Linked DNA regions of Homo sapiens: all the other regions are linked to region 3. A link is an interaction called in ENCODE POLR2A ChIA-PET data of the cell type or tissue named here. Cell type or tissue: OCI-LY7. All regions are shown on one strand. Each heading gives the region's core, and the rest is flanking DNA. Links, peaks and the distances in the headings are about the cores only.

Evidence for each region. Peaks named below come from ENCODE experiments on the same cell type or tissue, not always from the same donor. Only the 100,000 strongest peaks of a DNase experiment are listed, where the experiment ranks them.
Region 1: POLR2A ChIA-PET joins it to region 3 with 9 read pairs; 7 of 35 experiments call an interaction of 5 or more read pairs at or near these places.
Region 2: POLR2A ChIA-PET joins it to region 3 with 7 read pairs; 17 of 35 experiments call an interaction of 5 or more read pairs at or near these places.

The regions. Positions count from the first base shown.
Region 1 is chr1:167,563,783-167,569,626 of GRCh38, forward strand. No RefSeq gene overlaps it. Among named protein-coding and RNA genes, the nearest start is that of CREG1, 13 kb to the left of the region's middle. RefSeq lists an enhancer at 307-1,506. In OCI-LY7, for the core only: no CTCF peak of the experiment used is centred there; DNase peaks (open chromatin) are centred at 1,069, 2,359 and 3,179.
Region 2 is chr1:167,677,665-167,683,508 of GRCh38, forward strand. All of the region lies in intron 1 of RCSD1 (RCSD domain containing 1), which reads left to right. Among named protein-coding and RNA genes, the nearest start is that of TRP-CGG1-1, 34 kb to the right of the region's middle. RefSeq lists a silencer at 2,614-2,817. In OCI-LY7, for the core only: no CTCF peak of the experiment used is centred there; no DNase peak of the experiment used is centred there; H3K27ac peaks cover 943 bases.
Region 3 is chr1:167,614,703-167,620,546 of GRCh38, forward strand. No RefSeq gene overlaps it. Among named protein-coding and RNA genes, the nearest start is that of RCSD1, 13 kb to the right of the region's middle. RefSeq lists an enhancer at 2,642-3,841. In OCI-LY7, for the core only: no CTCF peak of the experiment used is centred there; DNase peaks (open chromatin) are centred at 2,039 and 3,009; H3K4me3 peaks cover 3,980 bases; H3K27ac peaks cover 4,770 bases.

The DNA of each region.
Region 1 (5,844 bases), core at 229-5,228, 51 kb before region 3:
AACAGTTCCCCATGAAAGTGGCTCATCTGAAGGCTGTGACAACAGAAGAAGGGCCCTGATGCAGCTGTGCAGGCAGAGGTGGCCCGAGCAGGCAAAGGAGGTTGAGCTCATAAGTGAGACGCCTCTGGTGATAGGAGCGACTTGGAGGAGAAGTAGAGGCCCCACCATCATGAGTGGAGACAAGGGTCATCAATATAAAGAGCTACTGTGAATGTGACTCACTTTGTCTCCCAGGCAAACAGAAGCCACTTAAAGCTTTCATTGAAAGGAAGGAGAAATCATCAGCTAGATAGATAGTGACTATGCTGGAGGTGAGTGAGAAGTTGGCTTTGGTCCAGGTCTCAACTGGGCAGCTGCTGGACTGAATCCAGACTGGCTGGCCCTTACATTCTCCTTGTTGCTTGTCTACAACCTCCGAGAGTCTTGAGCTGGGTGTGAAAGTCTCCTTCTACCTAAAATGTGGATGTGTGATGCAGGGAGGCGTCAGGAGATAGGGAATGCTGGGGCTGTTTTTCCTAAAAGCAAGAAGGAAAATGAAAGCTTAATAATGACAGGTAAGGTTGAATTGTCACGATAATATGTGGCTTGTATATTGGGAGCTTATGCCATTTACTTCTTGTTCCACATGCATCATTCCTTAAACAAGTGTTTGCTAAATATTTAATGTGCATTTATATTTAATGGAAGGGGTTTTTTGTACAGTAGAAAAAGTCACACAACATCATATGCATTAAGACTGATAGTCACAGGTTTTTACATGTGGGGATGGCTTAATTTTGGAGGTGGTGACCCAAGGCACTGTTAGTGACCTAGATGACCACTAGAATACCAGATACAGTCACAAGAATGAATTCAGAGCCCTTTAAAAGCTATGCCTAGCAAATTCCATGAAGGGTGTGTGAAAAATAAAAGACCAGAAGGCACTATAGAAAACAATTCTCCTGCTCCTCAAGCAATGATAAACGAGATTGCATCATGTCTTTGCTTAAACCCTCCAGTGGCTACTCCTTACACTTACTAGCTACACTGCTTGGCATGGCCTGCAGGGTCTGACCTGGTAGAGCGGGCCTCTGCATACCTCTCCAACCACACCTCCTGTTCTCAGTCCCCAGCTCCAGCCACATGCCTCTCCTGGCTGCTCCCCAAACATCTCCAATCCCTTCTGCCTCAGGGGCTTTACACTTGTTCCTCTTTCTGCTAAGAACTTTCTTCTCTGAGCTCTTCATGAGCCAGCTTCTTTCCAAACCCCTTCTCAACTGTTGAAGATAATTTCATAGAGACCTTCCCTGACTTACCCCATCCAAAATACCCACTTCCAGACACTCCCAGCTCCATTACCCAGTTTTGTTTTTTTCCTAGCACCCACCACGATTAATCATTATATTACTTAGTTATTTGTCCACCGTCTTCACTAGGATGGAAACTCCATGGGAGGAGAAACTTGTCTGTTTTGTTCAGCTCGGAATCCCCTGGGCATAGAACAGTGCCTGGGCCACACAGGTGCACAGGCACTGATTGTTAAATGAATTAATATGTGGATGATTAAATTATGAGCCATGTTTTAAATCGGGGTGTCCACTTTTTTGGCTTCCCTAGGCTGCATTGGAAGAAAAATTGTCTTGGGCCGCTTGTAAAATACACTAATACTAATGATAGCTGATGAGCTAAAAAAAAAAATCGCAAAAAATTCTCATAATGTTTTAAGAAAGTTTACGAATTTGTGTTGGGCTGCATGCAGCCCACAGGCCACAGGTTGCACAAGCTTGTTTTAAATGTTTTTAGCTATGTTTCCTTCCATAGTTTCTATAACTTGAAGTACAATTTAAGATGATATCACTCTACATTCTTTTACTTCTATCAAAAGAATATATTCTTTCTATCTATGTGCCCCAGTAAGAAGCCCAAGAATTCTGGGCTGCTCTTCAAGCCATGGGGTCAGTTACGATTGCCTTGTACAAAAATAAATCATTTGATAACTGGGAAACTGGAGTCTTCTGCAGAGAGGCTGCATTCAGAGCCTGTATGTGGAGCTGTTGAGGATGCACAGGATCTCTTCCAGAAACAGGCAGCCTAGAGCCAGATGCAGGTATGGCTGGAAACTTGCCATTGCAAAGTTTTTCAGGGTGCAGGGATGAGAGGATACCCTCTCCCATGGTGTTGTCCTAAGCTGTGGTCCCTCTGTGCACCTGTGAGTCTGAACCCCAATGTGACAGCTCCTTGGTTACATAAAACTCTCAGCATAATCACCATGGCAAATATTTATCAAGCTCTGTGTGCCCAGTACTATTCCAAATACTTTCATGTACTATCTCACTTCATTTTCACATCAACTCTACGACATAATACCACAGGTCCTCAATTTCACATCCTCATTTCCAAAATTCAAAAAGCTCTGAAAACAGTCATTTGCCAGCACACCTTCCCTCGGTGAGACTCTTCATGTTTTTTATCCATCCTGTGCTCCGCAGGTGTTCCTATGTTTCACTGCAGAACTATGAATGTTGTGGAGGAAAAGCAACCGGAACACCATGACCGTAGACTTTAATCCAGACTGCCAGGCAGAAGCAGTCCCTGAAAGGAGTGTTCTCAAATACCTTGGGGGAGGAGGGAGGGTTTTTGGGTTTGTTGTTTGTTGTTGTTGTTTTTATTGCTGTTATAGGGCCTTAGCAGGGGGGTCAGCCTTAATTCAGGAAGTTCAGGAATAGTAGGTGAGGGATGGATTTTAGAAGAGAGAGGAATTCTTGCACATCAGCCACCATTGTTCAGGCAATTTGGATTTCATTAAGAGGGATGAGGAGGAGCAGTTAGGGGCTAAGGTCACGTGTTAGAGTGGGTGGAAGAACAGCTGTGGAGGACGAGGACATGCCACAGCCTCAGTGGAAACTTCTTGGTCCTTCGGTGTCTCTCAGTGTATTCGATTGCAGGTACTGCTCCAGACACCACTTTCTCTATTCTAGGAAGTTTCCCAGGCTGCCTCAAGAAATGTGAAATTCTTTTCTTTTCTGTGTAGTACATAAAATAGATACTTCTGGGCAGCTTCTTACCTTTCTCAGATCTGAAAATCCTGAATTCTGAGACACGTTTGGCCCAAGGGTCTTGGGTAAGGGATTACGAGCTCTTTTTCTCAGCCCCATCTTACAGCTGAGGAAACTGAAGCCCCTGGGGGTTACAGACCTTGCTCAAGATCTAGCATTTAGTGAGTAGACTAACAGACATCCTGTTTTCCACAAGTCACTCCCAGGTGCCAGAGAGGCTGGGTCAGAAGGAATGCATAGCCCCAGGTAGGTGCTGTGCCCAGAGGTGCCCTCCTCACGACCACAGCATCCTGTCCTGGGTGGGAGGTAGAGTCACTGCCCCTCTCCAGACAGAGGTCAAGGATGAGTAAAAATTCGCCCTGATGTTGCCATGTTTCCTGCTTCTCCAAGAGTTGGTGAAAGAGCCTGTGGTTGTTTTTCTCTCCACTTTATTTCCTTCCTGATAGACTTTCTTGGCCATTCACAATAATTTGTTTTTATTTTTTCCTTAAGGATGACATAGAATGTTTTTAAAAGCCTGACCCCTTATTGAAAGTAAAAAGAAAAATGCCTAAAGAGGGTAACATGCTCTGGCCAGGCCTTCAAGATCTGACAGGAAGACAAGGGCAGCCCCTTCCCACTGCAGGGCTTCTCTGGCCATGCAGCCATGAGGTCAACTCCCACTAATAAGCACTTTAACCCTCAATAAGCGCTCTCAATACTTCATGGGTAAAGATGGGCAAATGTTTTTAAAAGCAGACATGTTACAGAAATTTTTAGTAGGCCCCACCTCCAAAAAGCAAACAAAAAAAAAAACACTGCAGGAAGGGCTCCATAAAATGTTTATTTCACTGCAACCTCTTCGCAGAGCCTAGTTTTGTTCTACAAACAACGCAAACCACCTACATTCTTCACACATAAGCTTATTATGACCCTAAGTTTCATGTGGATTTCAAAAATGTGATTTTCTCTTTGGGAGGAGGCAGGTAGAGGTAAATTAACCTCCTTTCTTATTGCTGGCTTAGCTGCCCTGGAGGGCTGTGGGTTACGGAGTGACTTCATCAGGAGAACAGAGGGATGCTCGGGAAGAAAGGCTGGAGCAGCTCCTGTCTCAGCCGCACAGGGAAATGGATGCCTGACTTGCTGTATTATAATAGCAACGTCTCTGCAGGGAACTCATTTCAATACTTTATATACTGAACTTGCTTAATAAGAGGCTAGCATTTCTCAAAGAAATCAGTTTCAACTATGATTTTTTAAATGCTAACCAACTACAAAGTAACCCACAAATATCGGAGGGCTATACTAGTTATTTAAAACTTAGCAGCCTAGAGAGCCCCGTTTCCTTTAGTTTAGTTGTGTCACTTTTTCCTTTAACATTTAAATGGAAATATTTCATATGCTGGGCTTGGAAACTCAGCATTTCCCCACAGAATAACTGAGGATTCCCAGGGGTATATGCTGTTCACAATAGTTTTCTGCAAGATTTTTTATCTTGCTGGAAGCTTTCTCTGCTTCTTGTCCTGAATTAACCCAACAAACACTACTTTGCCTTAATTTCCCTGCAACAAACACTGCTCACCCAAAGCATAGCAGGTTTTTGTTGAAGATTTAGGGGAGGCGTTACATTGCCATGTACCACGGCAGATTATTTAAAATTGAATGTTTCAGTCTCTATTCTAGAAAGCTTCCCAGGCTGCCTTAAGAAACTTGAAATTCTTTTCCCTTTAATATGTACAATAATTTTGCTCAATGTCTTCTCTTAGCACAGCCAACGAGGCATGGCAGTATTTTTCCACAATAAAATGGCTTTCTGAGCATTTTGTTAAATGAAATATATTTCTTCTTTTAAATAAATTCTAGGGCCCATTTTAAAACTCCCTCTTTCACATTTACAAAATTTCAAAGGGAAACTTTAAGTAGTTACTCAGTATATGCTGATCAAATAAATTTCAAGCATACTGCTTAAATTCATCTTATTCCTCCATAGAAAGGGAGGAAAGCCTGGGGACAGTGGCTCACGCCTGTAATCCCAGCACTTTGGGAGGCCAAGGTAGGTGGGTCACTTGAGCCCGGGAGTTTGAGACCAGCCTGGGCAACAAGGAGAAACCCCATCTCTACAACAAATACAAAAAAAAAAAAAATTAGCTGGACATGGTGGCACACACCTGTAGTCCCAGTTACTAGGGAGACTGAGGTGGGAGGATCACTTGAGCCCAGAAGATCAAGGCTGCAGGGAGCTGTGAGCATGCCACTGCTCTCCAGCCTGGGTGACAGTATGAGACTGTTTCAAAAAAAAAAAAAAAAGGGTGTGTGTGTGTGTGTGTGTGTGTGTGTGTGTGTGTGTATAACATTTGTGTTTGTGTGTGTGGGAGGAACATCTGAGTGGGCATTTTGTGCCAAAGGTAATCATGTGTGCTATCTGTGGTAGGCATTATACTGTCCACCCAATATTTCTGGCTCTCTGCCTTCTGGGCACAAGGGGGGCCAACTTAGGGTTAGTGGGGCCATATGACTAGTTCTGGCCACTGAGATCTAAATGGAAATGACATGTATCACTTCCATTCAGACCCTCCAGAAGGCTCTTTCCCTTACCCTAGGTTGCTGTGTTCCAGATTGTGGGTGCTCTGTCCACTTGTATCTTGGATCAGTGTAGAGTAGATCCCTCTCCCACCAAAGCTGGTCTGCAGGGACCACAGTAAACACGTATTATGAGTGGGAAATAAACAATAAACCTGTTATTTGAAGTCACTGAGATTTAAGGACTATTCGTTACCATAGTATAGCCTAGCCTACTTTGATATACTATCTAATTGTAATTCTTGCAATC
Region 2 (5,844 bases), core at 427-5,426, 63 kb after region 3:
TTGCCTCCATAGCTCAGTGAATCTGCATTTTTATATCAGAGGAAGCAATCTGATATGCATTTGTCTCAGGTGAGCAGGAGACTGACTTAGAGTTCTGTCCTTTGTCCCGCACCTGTGAAGATAAGCTATCAATTTACATTGTCAGGGTAAAATTCAACAAAACTGTTTAGGGAAAAGATCTTGAGGCCCACAAGGAATTTTCTAGTGGGAAAAATTATGAGGGGGGTATGTCGCTTTTTAATCTTTGTTTATCTTATTCAGGAATAAAGTGGGAGGCAGATTTGCCTGATGCGTTTCACAGCTTGACTTTTCCCTTTGGATTAGTGATTTTGCAGTCTGAGGTTTATTTTCCTTTCAAGCCCATCCCATCTGCATTCTACACCAAAATGCCCTCCAGGCTCCCACTGGAATAACAGGACCAGTCCCCTCACATTGAGAATGAAAGGCAGCTTAGGGTGACTAAGGAGACATCCCAGACCTCAGTCTTTGGGCCTCTTCTCTTCCCTATTCTCTGTTTCCTCTGACTTTATGCAGTCTCGTAACATCAACTACCATTTCTAGCTAGTGACTCTCCAAGTTTTGTTTCTGGCCTGAAACACTTCTCTGAACTCCAGACTTGGGTATATATTCAACCTCCTGCATTGCATCTCCACTTAGACGTCTAATAGACATGTCAGACTTTCATGACCAAGGAAGAACTATTCATTGCCCAACTAGCCCCACCCACCCCTCTCTCCCCAACATGGCTTTCAACCCAGAAGCAAATACCCCATGCATCCCGTTATCCAAGTCAAACCTTCAGGAGTCATCCATGATTCTTCTCTTTCCCTTGCTCACACCCATGCATCAGTAATTCCCAGCAGCCTGACCTTCAAATCCCATCCCCCTGCACAAGCCCTGTTCACTCCCGCACCCAATCTCAGCTGGACCGCTGCCAGCACCTGCCTCTGCTCACCCTCTTCCACTCCTGTCCCTCCTCCACAGACAGCTCCTTGATGCGCGACTCAGGTCACGTCCCTCCTTGAAACCCTCCAAATGACATCCTGCTGGTTCAAGATAAAACACAAACTGCGCGCTCTGGTCCATGAGGCCCAATGTAGCTGGCCTCACACTACCACTCGCATCTTCCCGCCCCCTCTTGTTGTCCCTGCCACCCTTCTCTTTTCTCTGCCCCTCAACCTTTGTTTCTGTCTGTGCTTCTGCTCAGAACAATTTTCCTTTTCTCTTTTCCCCAACTGGGATTCAACTCATGTGCTCTCTCTTCAGAGATGTCTTCCCACATTCCCATAAAATAAGTGCCCTGTTTTATTTTCTTCACAGCGTTTAACAAAGCGTCTTATGGTTTCGCTGTGTACCTGTTTATTGCTGAAGTAGCAACTTCTGAAGGGCAAGGACTGTCTTGTTCACTGATGTATCTCAGGGCCTAGACCAGTAAATGCCTATTAACAAGAGACTAAGTTAACTCTTCCAGTAAAGGCATAGAGTTAGTACAGCATGTTGGTGTGGAAAGAGCTTTGGAATCCAGAAAATTCTCATGCCTGCACTTACTGACTTGAATAGTAACTTACTTAGCAACTCTAGGCCCCAGTTTCCTCTTTTAGAGAGGTAAGAATTACAGAAAATATATCAAAGGCTGTAAGGACAGTGCCTCCCACATAGGAGGTACTCTGGTAGATGAGCAGGTCAAATGGACCTACCTGGTTCCCAGTCCAGAACCCTTTCCATCCTCCTAGGATAGTAATGGTCAAACATTGGGATACATTGAAGAACTAGGGATAACTAAGGACATAAAGGAAGATTCTAGAGTCATTGCAGTATTTCAGAGAGATTCTATGGTGGTCTTTTTGAAGTGATGATTTAAGCGTGGTCACACTGGAAGGGGTGATCCCCTTCAGTTCTGGAGGAGTGAAGAAGCAAACATACCTCAGACCTTTGAGGCTCTGGGCTCTGGCCTATTTCTGGTGAGAGAGAGAAACTTCCTTTTGGCCAAGAGCATAGTTCTTCCAGCCCCACACTGGGCTCTCTCACTGCATCTTCTCTTAAGCTGCAGATGATGAGGCCTTCCCTGGGGCCTTGTTTCCCTAAACCATAGCCCAAAGGCTGGGAGATACTGAGACCTTGGATGAGCGCAGAAGGTGGAGAGACAGGGCAGAGCCTAGGAAGCAGGTAGAGCCTAGTCTGGCCTGTACATAAAGGTCTCATTATGTGGATGGTCAGCAGTATCCAAACTGTGTTTACGCAACATGGCAACAGCGGAGGGGAAGTTCCATGCTGTCCAGACACAGGGGCTCCTCAGTTCTCGGAAGAAAGTCCCATAGAAATAGAAAGTAAACACCAGAGGTGATTTTCTCCTAGCCTTGGCAAAGTCAGGCCAGACAGTAACCACAGGCATGGTTTCCGAGTTACCTGGCATGGCCCAGCTGGAAGGTAGCAGGGAGGGCTTCGTAAGCAAGACCTGGGCCCAGGAAGATGGAGTACAGGCCTGCGATCTGTAAAGACAAGTGTGAGCTAAAGCAGGGCACAAAGGGAGATGAGTGCAGAAAACAGATCTAAGACATGGAAAATGGCCCAAGAAGAAAGGACAAGCTGAAGTCAAGGCAATGACCAGGACCTGGAGGGTAGATGCTGGCAGGGGAGGGACTTACATACATCTGGGTATGGTCCATGGGGGTGAGTTGAGGGTGTCAGTGACTTTGTGAGCAGGTACCCAGGCCCTGACACCAGCAGACCAGGTCGGATGGGAGGAGGAGGAGGAGGAGGAAGAAACCAACCTTAGATGAGCCCTGTTTTTGTTTTTGTTTTTGTTTTTGTTTTTGTTTTTGTTTTTTTCAGGCAGAGTCTCTGTTGCCCCAGGCAGGAGTGCAGTGGTGCAGTGATGTGAGCAGGGCTTACTGCAGCCTCGACCAACTGGGCCCGAGTGATCCTCTCTCCTCAGCCTCCTGAGTAGCTGGGACCATAGGCACACGCCACCACACTAGGCTAATATTGTATACAGATGGGGTCTCTCTTTATTGCCCAGTCTGGTCTCGAACTCCTGAGCTCAAGAGATCCTCCTGCCTTGGACTCCCAAAATGCTGGGATTCCAGGCTTGAGCTACTGTGCCCAGCCAAGTACATGCTATGTTTCAGGCTCTGTGCTAAGTACTTTATGGACATCACAGGAACAGAGAAAGAACATTTAATCCAGAGAGGCTAAGGGTGTCTCAGGAAAGTCTGGGAATAGGTAGAGAAACTGAAGTTCTCAGACCTAACAGTCAAGGTGAGGGTATGGCCTTAGCGGGACTGCCGTGAAGAGCTCCTGGCCCATGGCTGAGGTGGTATGGTGCTGAGCACACTGGAGAGGGGTTAGCAGCTGTACCTGCCAGAACTGCAAGGCAGAAATCCAGGCAAGGCATCAAACAGGCTGAGCCACCAGCCCCGATTCATCCCCAAGACCACACTTCTTCCATTGCAGCTATGCAAATCAGAGGCTAATAATAATGTTGAGATTTGTATAGCACTTTAGAGTTGCCAAGGCACTTTCACAAATGATGCTACTTAACTGATGTCCATTACTGGAGTCTCAGGAGTTGGAGTCAGATGTTTCACAGATTACCTTGTTTGGCCTGTTCTGTGTGACTCTGGCTGTCACTTGCCTTCTCTGGGTTTAATGTGCCTGGAGGGCAGACGGTAATAATCAATCAGTCTTCTGCAACAGAGGATGGGAAGTGTCTGGAGAGGGGCTGATGGTGACAGGATCTGCCAAGCTTCGACAAGCTCTGGAGTCCTTAGTCTAAAGAAAAGCCATTCACTAGGCTCCAGGAAAACAAACTCAGAGGTAATAGAATCTTTCCTTCAACCCAGCTTTTAAGCCCTAAGTGCTTCCAGAAGCCTCAGAGTTCTCTCACTTCTGAGCCCCTTGCCAAGGCTAGTTTTGGGACAGGGAAGTAAGGGAGGAGCTTTTGATTCCTATACAGCTCTATTTTTAACTGGAATTTATCTTCCTGCTCCACCAGTGATTGGCGCCTTTGAAACTGAGGTAAAGCACACTGTCAGCAGGACCCAAGCATAAATAGCAGGGGACAGAGAGACTGATCTGTGATGTGGGCAAGAAGTTAGACAGATGGACAAACCAATCAGCCAGCATCTTTGCCAAGAACAGCTCAATTAATCACACACTGTCCCCAAGCCTCTCTCTCGTTGTTCCATTCTCTGACTTCCTTATGTGGCAAGTGTGAGGGTAAAACGTGTCAAGTCTAGGAGCCCCTCCCAGTGGGGAACTCATCAGGGTGGGGCCTCGCACTCCTCGGCTTTCCCCCAGCATCATGGGGAAATCTGGCATCTTGAATAGAGGTGAATCCTTTTATATCTTTATGTGAAATCAGCATTTGGTGTTTAGGCTGGTATGGAGATGAGCTTGAATTATAGCAACCCACAGTAAAGGGGTACCTGTCTTTTCCTCCAGAACAGCTGTTCGCAGATCGGAAAGTCCATGGCCCCAGCAGTTCCTTCAAATCCCTAAACGAAGCCTTTTTTTTTTTTTTTGAGATGGAGTCTCATTCTGTCACCCAGTCTGGAGTGCAGTGGTGTGATCTTGGCTCACTGCAACTTCTGCCTCCCAGGTTCAAGCAATTCTCCTGCCTCAGCCTCCCAAGTAACTGAGATTACAGGTGCACACCACCACACCCGGCTAATTTTGTATTTTTAGTAGAGATGGGGTTTCACCACGTTGGCTAGACTGGTCTCGAACTTCTGACCTCAAGTGATCAACTGCCTCGGCCTCCCAAAGTGCTGGGATTACAGGCGTGAGCCACCATGTCCGGCCTGTCAAAGCCTTCTTCTCAAAACTTTGCCCCATTAACTTAACTTCCCTGCTGGAAGTGGCTGGGAGGTGAGGAGATCTGCCCCTCCCTTGCTCCAAGGGGACAGCATCTTAGAATGACTAAAGTTATTTACTTTGGAGGGAGCACCCAAATAAGAAAGCTCAGAGACACCACTTTTAGCACAAAAGGAGGGCCATGGAAGAGTGTGTGTGTGTGTGTGTGTGTGTGTGTGTGTGTGTGTGTGTACAAGGGAGTAAGCTCGCTGCTGGAGGGAAGCATCCTTTGTTTTTGTAGACCACAAGAGCCAGGGAAAGGCAGGATGGACTTTCTCAGACAAACTGCTGCCCAAATCCTCCCATTTTCAGACTAGACGTGAGGAGGGGAAGTGCAGGGGGAGTTCGAAGTCTGTGTAAGAAATGCTGCCACCATGGTGACAAAAGACAAAAACCTAATGTCTCCGGGACTGGACATGTAAAAAATCTTATTCAAACCAAGTGGTTATGTAGGCCTCCTGTAACAAGGCAGAAACGAACTGGCCATTTCCAGCATCACTGACTTACTCTGTGTGTCTTGGTGACAAATGGTACATGAGAATAAATGGTGTCCTGGGGTGCATCTTGGCCTCTTCAGGGAACCTGGGGGCACCTCAATGGAGGGACAGCCACGGTAAACTGATGACCACACTGGAGGCAAGACTCACCGCCAGTAACAATAACAACCACCCTTCCAAAGCATTTGCAATGAGCCAGGCCTTGTCCCAGCCCTCTGGGTATATAGCAAATCATTTAATCCACAAAACAACTGATGAGGGATGTGCTACAGCCATCCTTGTCAAGGCACAGAAAGGCTAAGCCATTTGCCCCAGGTCCCCAGGCTGGTAAGAGATGGAGCAAGTCAGTGCTTGAATCCAGGCAGTTTGGCTCCCATCCACTGTGCTATCTGCTCTCGTGTCACTTACTTATTAATTCCACAAATATTTACTGAGCGCTTCTTTACCCATGGCACTCAAGTAGGGAACAAAAGACACATATATATGTGTTTCA
Region 3 (5,844 bases), core at 306-5,305:
CTTTTGTTTCCTACACTGTCAGTGTCATATTCAAGAAATTATTGTCAAATCCAATGTCATAAAGCTTTCCTCCTATGTTTTCTTCTAGGAGTTTTATAGTTTCAGGTCTTAGGTTTAGGTCTTTAATCCGTTTTGTGTTAATTTTTGTATATAGTGTAAGGTAAGGGTCCAACTTCATTCTTTCACATGTGGATATCCCAGCTTTCCCAACACCATTTGTTGAAGAGATTGTCCTTTCCCCATCATGTGGTCTTGGTAACCTTTTTGAAGATCATTTGTCCATATGCATGAGGGTTTATTTCTGGGCTCTCTATTCTGTTTCATTGGTCTATATGTCTGTCATTATGCTCATGCCACATTGTTTTGATTATTGTAGCTTTATATTATGTTTTGAATTCAGGAAGTGTGAAGCCTCCAATTTTGTTCTTTTTCAAGATTGTTTTGGAAATTTGGGGTCCCTTGAGATTCCATACGAATTTTGAATTTTTTTTCTATTTCTGCAAAAAAAAAGCTATTGAAATTTTGATAGGTATTACATTGAATTTGTAGATAGCTTTGGGGGTATGGCCATTTTAACAACATTAAGTCTTCTGATCCATGAACATAGAGTGTGTTTTTGTTTATTTGTGTCTTTAATTTCTTTCAGGAATGATTTGTAGTTTTCAGTGTATAGGTGTAGTTTTCAGCTTACCTCCTTGATTAAGTTTACTCCTAAGTATTTTACTATTTTTGTTGCTATTGTAAATGGGATTGTTTTCTTAATTTTTTCTTGGATTGTTCATTGTTAGTACATAAAAGCACAACTTTTTTCATGCTAATTTTGTATCATATAACTTTGCTGAATTCATGTAATAACTCTAACTGTGTTTTGGTGTACAATTTTCAGGGCTTTCTACATATAAGATCATGTCATTTGTGAACAGAGATCATTTTACTTCTTCCTTTCTGATTTGTATGCCTTTTATTTCTTTTTCCTGCCTAATTGCTCTGGCTAGGACTTCCAGTACCAAGTTGAATAGAAGTGGTAAGAGGAAGCAAGCTTGCCTTCTTCCTGGTCTTAGAAAGCTTTCAGTTGGCTGGGTGCAGTGGCTCACGCCTATAATCCCAACACTCTGGGAGGCCGAAGTGGGTGGATCATTAGAGGTCAGGAGTTTGAGACCAGCCTGGCCAACATGGTGAAACCCCACCTCTACTAAAAATACAAAAATTAGCCAGGTATGGTGGTGCACACCTGTAATCCCAGCTACTTGGGAGGCTGAGGCAAGAGAATCACTTGAACCCGGGAGGTGGATGTTGCAGTGAGCCAAGATCGTGCCACTGCATTCTGGCCTGGGTGACAGAGTGAGACTATATCTCAAAAAAAGAAAGAAAAAAAAAAAAAAGAAAGCTTTCAGTTTTTCACTGTTGAGTATAATGTTAATTGTGGGCTTTATACAGTTTTGTTTTGTTTTGTTTTGTTTTGTTTTTGTTTTTTGAGATGGAATCTCACTCTGTTGCCCAGGCTGGAGTGCAATGGCATGATATCGGCTCATTGCAACCTCTGCCTCCCGGGTTCGAGTGATTCTCCTGCCTCAGCCTCCCGAGCAACTGGGACTACAGGTGCGTGCCACCACGCCCGGCTTATTTTTGTATTTTTAGTAGAGATGGGGTTTCACAATATTAATCAGGCTGGTCTTGAACTCCTGATCTTGTGATCTGCCCTCCTCAACCTCCCAAAGTGCTGGGATTACAGGCGTGAGCCACCATGCCAGGCCCACTTATAGTTTTACTTTTTAAAATATAGGGCTTTGAGACTGGTTTTAAAATATTAAATTTGGTTGAAACTAGTCACACATTAGAAATGATAGCTCAGGATGACCAACTGGCAACAGAAAAATCTGCATACGTATTTTCTAGATGTGGGCTTATGGAGACATATGGGGCCATACCTGTCTTGTGAGCTACGTTCTCTCATGCTTAGGTTTCAAGCGGGGTGGTTGACAAAACATACCCAGCTCACGTAACTAACGATAAGTCATTTGCCCGGGTGGTCCTTTAAGGCCAACCTTGACGTTTCACACATGTGAGCCTGATTGACCAGTGAATGGAGAACACTCTTCGTGGGTCTGCTGAGGAAGAAGAACTTGGAGAGACTAATCACCATTTTCCTACTAGGTTCTTAATGGCTTTAGAAACTGAGTTTCTCTCTAGACTTTGATGAGAAGCAGAAGAAAAAGCAACCAGGAAAGAACAATATAGTGCTCTGATATGTCTCAGAGCCAACTACCATGAATACCAAAACAGACATTGGCAAGCAAGGATACAGACCTGTGAATTGCAGCTATAAGAAATTAAGAAATACCACCCTGAGCAGGACCAAGTTGAATTTGGAAGCTATGGCTTGTTTTTGTTTTTGTTTTTAAGTGATAAGCTGACTTGAGATAAAAGGAAGGCGAGAAGGCTCATTCCTTCAATTACCAACTGCTTCCTGAACATGAATAAGCATGAATAAGGCATGTAAGTAGGCACTATAGAATACTGAGGAGAAAAGACACACCTATTCATCACTATGATGTGATGTAGAGATAAATACCATGAGAGGGTGAGGAAAGAGAGCTATCGGCAACGCACACTGTTAATGATTTAGGAATTCCTCCTCCTTGAGCAAGCAATCAGATCATCATCCTTAGCTCATCAACAGCTAATATTACAGTCCCTAATGCCCTTTCTTACCATCCCACTTCCTTCTTACCAACCCTAGTTCCAGTTCTGCTCTACCAGCCTTAGGGTAATCATGACCTGGTGCAGGGAAGTGGGAGAAGAGGCACTAGGCAGACAAACAGACCGTGCTGGACAGATAATTCATGAAGCCTTAAACACAGCTGCAGAATTAAAACAGAAATGTCAAGGGAACAAAGTGTTCCAGCTGACTTAACTTCCTGCTGATATGTCTCTGGGGAGGAGGGGTGAGGTCTGGAGTTCTAGTATTGGGGTAGAGGGAGGGCAGGGGGTCTGGTGCCGGTGGGAGCAGGACTTACGTCTTTTCAGGCATGGGTACCCAGGAGTTGAGTTCCCATCTGCAAGGCTGTTGACACTCACTTCCTGAGGCTGGCCATGGTCAGAGGAGTCTCTCAGCTACTGATGTGCCCAACCTACAGAAAAACAGGATGTTAGGTTTCAGATCTGATTGAGCCATGAGATGCAAATTCCTTTTCCACCCCACCCCCACCCCTCTCCCCAACGGCTGCCACCCACACCATTCCCCTTTCTGCGGCAAAGCATTCATCTCCCTGTGTGACTTCCATCAGGGGCTGTCTGCTTCCTTTGCTTCATTGCCGCCTGGCTGTAAGGGGTCAGATTAGTGCTTAACCCATTTCATTATGGTTTCAGATTTATGGTCATTTTGATTAGGAGTTCCTTACCACATTCCTGGGTGACTGATGAGAACTCTCATCAAATTAGAAAAGGAGAACGGTAAAGTCACTTTGCTCTCTGCAAATCACCTATCTGGTAGGATCTTCGAATCCCCAGGCCTCACTTTGGCCCCTTTGCCTACAGGTTATCTATAGGTAATTGGTTGTCAAATCTTTCTTTCCCTTGGTTAGTCTCATCCCATCTCTTTCTCTTTGTTGCCACCTAAAAGCCCTTCCACGTGCAATGAAGGAAACAGAAGCAGAAAATACAAATCAGAAGCCACTGCTCAAGTTCAATTATCTTCAAAATACAGATATCACCCATTTTCGCAGATGCAAACACCAAGCGCAAAACTCTCCCAGAACAACATTCTGAGTGCAGCAGGATCTCCATAAGGAGGCTGAAATGGATTCCAAACTTTGTGCCCACTCAAAGGACGGATGTGCACCCTGTTGGAGCGGGCCCCGCAAACCTGAGGACTGAAGCTGGCTCTGGCAATAGCTCACGTTCTCTTCTACCCCCTCCGCGGGCTCCTGGGGCTGTTTGCTCACAGGATCCTTCCACATAAAGCTCTGCCATCAGCCCCTGCACCGAGCACACCTAAGTCAACGTCTTCTTCCTCTTGCCCCCGAGGCCTTCCTTGACGCTCCATCCTAGTCCTTCCGGCCTTCCTCAGTACCCAGCAACATCCAGTCTTACACTGCTTTAGCACATTTAGTATTTAGCTTGTATTCTGATTCGAAGACTCAAGGATCTATTACTGCCTTTTCAGATAAATGACACTCACAAGGTATGAACTCTATGTTTGCCTCATGGGTCCTAGAGTGGTATTAGGTACACCAAGATGAGAAAAGTCTTTAAAAGTCTCAAAGATTATCACACAGCAGGAAGCAGGCAGTGTAATTATAACATACTCCCAAACCATAAAAATACGGAAGAGACTTCAGCACCAGGAGTTGTGACTTTATACAAGGAGATGATAGTATGTAAACTAGTTGATATGTGGTAATTAGGAAAAAAGGTCAGGTCTTTAACTGCGCTATGGTATACTGTATATTACAACTCCCTATGTTATTACTGCATTTTTAAGTGGGCATGTGAGAAGTGGATGACAAAATGAATTATCTACTTTTTTGCACGGGGCTAGTGTGCACTCATTCATCCAACATGTATTGATTCACCAGATTTGAAGGTGGCACTGATCATAGAACTTTGACTGAGATAGGGTGGAATGTGCCTTAATTAAGCTTAAAGTTTCATAAGAATATAAAGAAAGTAGATGGGGCCGGGCATGGTGGCTCACGCCTGTAATCCTAGCAATTTGGGAGGCTGAGGTGGATGGACCACTTGAGGTCAGGAGTTCGAGACCAGCCTAACCAACATGGTGAAACGCCGTCTCTACTAAAAATACAAAAGTTAGCCAGGCGTGGAGGTGGGTGCCTGTAATCCCAGCTACTGGGGAGGCTGAAGCAGGAGAATCGCTTGAACCTGGGAGGCAGAGGTTGCAGTGAGCCGAGATCATACCATTGCAGTCCAGCCTTGGTAACAGAGCAAGACTCCGTCTCAAAAAACAAAAAAATAGAAAGTAAATGGGCAATTATATAATAATTCTTTCAATGGCAGTAATAGTACAGGTGTTGAATGGCACATAGGAAATATCTCTCTCCCAGGTGGTGGGAGAGTGGGGAAAGGGGTGGTGGTGGTCAGGACCATTTTCCTAGAGAAAGCCTGAACCAAGAACTCTTACTCAAAAATGAATAAAATTCACTTTGCGCAAATCAGGAAATGTATTCCAGGCAGAGGGAAGAGCCAATTCAGGGACCTGAAAGCAGCTCAGGATGCCTGGAGTCTGGAATACTGGCTGTTCTCTGTTGAGAAGAGGCCAGACAGATAAGTGCAGCCATGTCAGGAAGGGATGTGAGTGAGCCATCTAAGAAGTTAGCCTTTATCCTGAATGCTTCTGGGAGCCAGTTACATGTTCTTGAAAGATTATTGCCTGTGGAGCGGAAAATAGATGGGATGGGGGGAGTATGAGTCAAGGCTGGAGGTAAGGAGAACAACTAGAAGATGCAGAGATTAACTAGGACACTGTTTTCATAATCCTGACGTTAAGAGGGCAGTGACAGTGATGGAGGGAGGGGGGATGATGTCAGGGAGCTTCAGAGCTAGAACGGCAGCACCTGATTGCTAAAGATGAAGGATAAATCGAGAGTGACTCCCAGGTTTCTGTCATGAGCAAATGGATGGATACTGAGGCCACTGCAAGAGGGAAAGAGAAACTATCAGGCGGGGACACAGGTTTTCAGTATGTTTTTGCAAATGAGCACTTTGCCAAAGTCAAAAACAAGAACACGTTGTGCAGAAAACTTTTGACATACTTCTCTGCCTGTTATCCATGTAAAAAGACAAAGGGAGATGAGTCATAGGTGGGATTTGGATACTATTATTTCT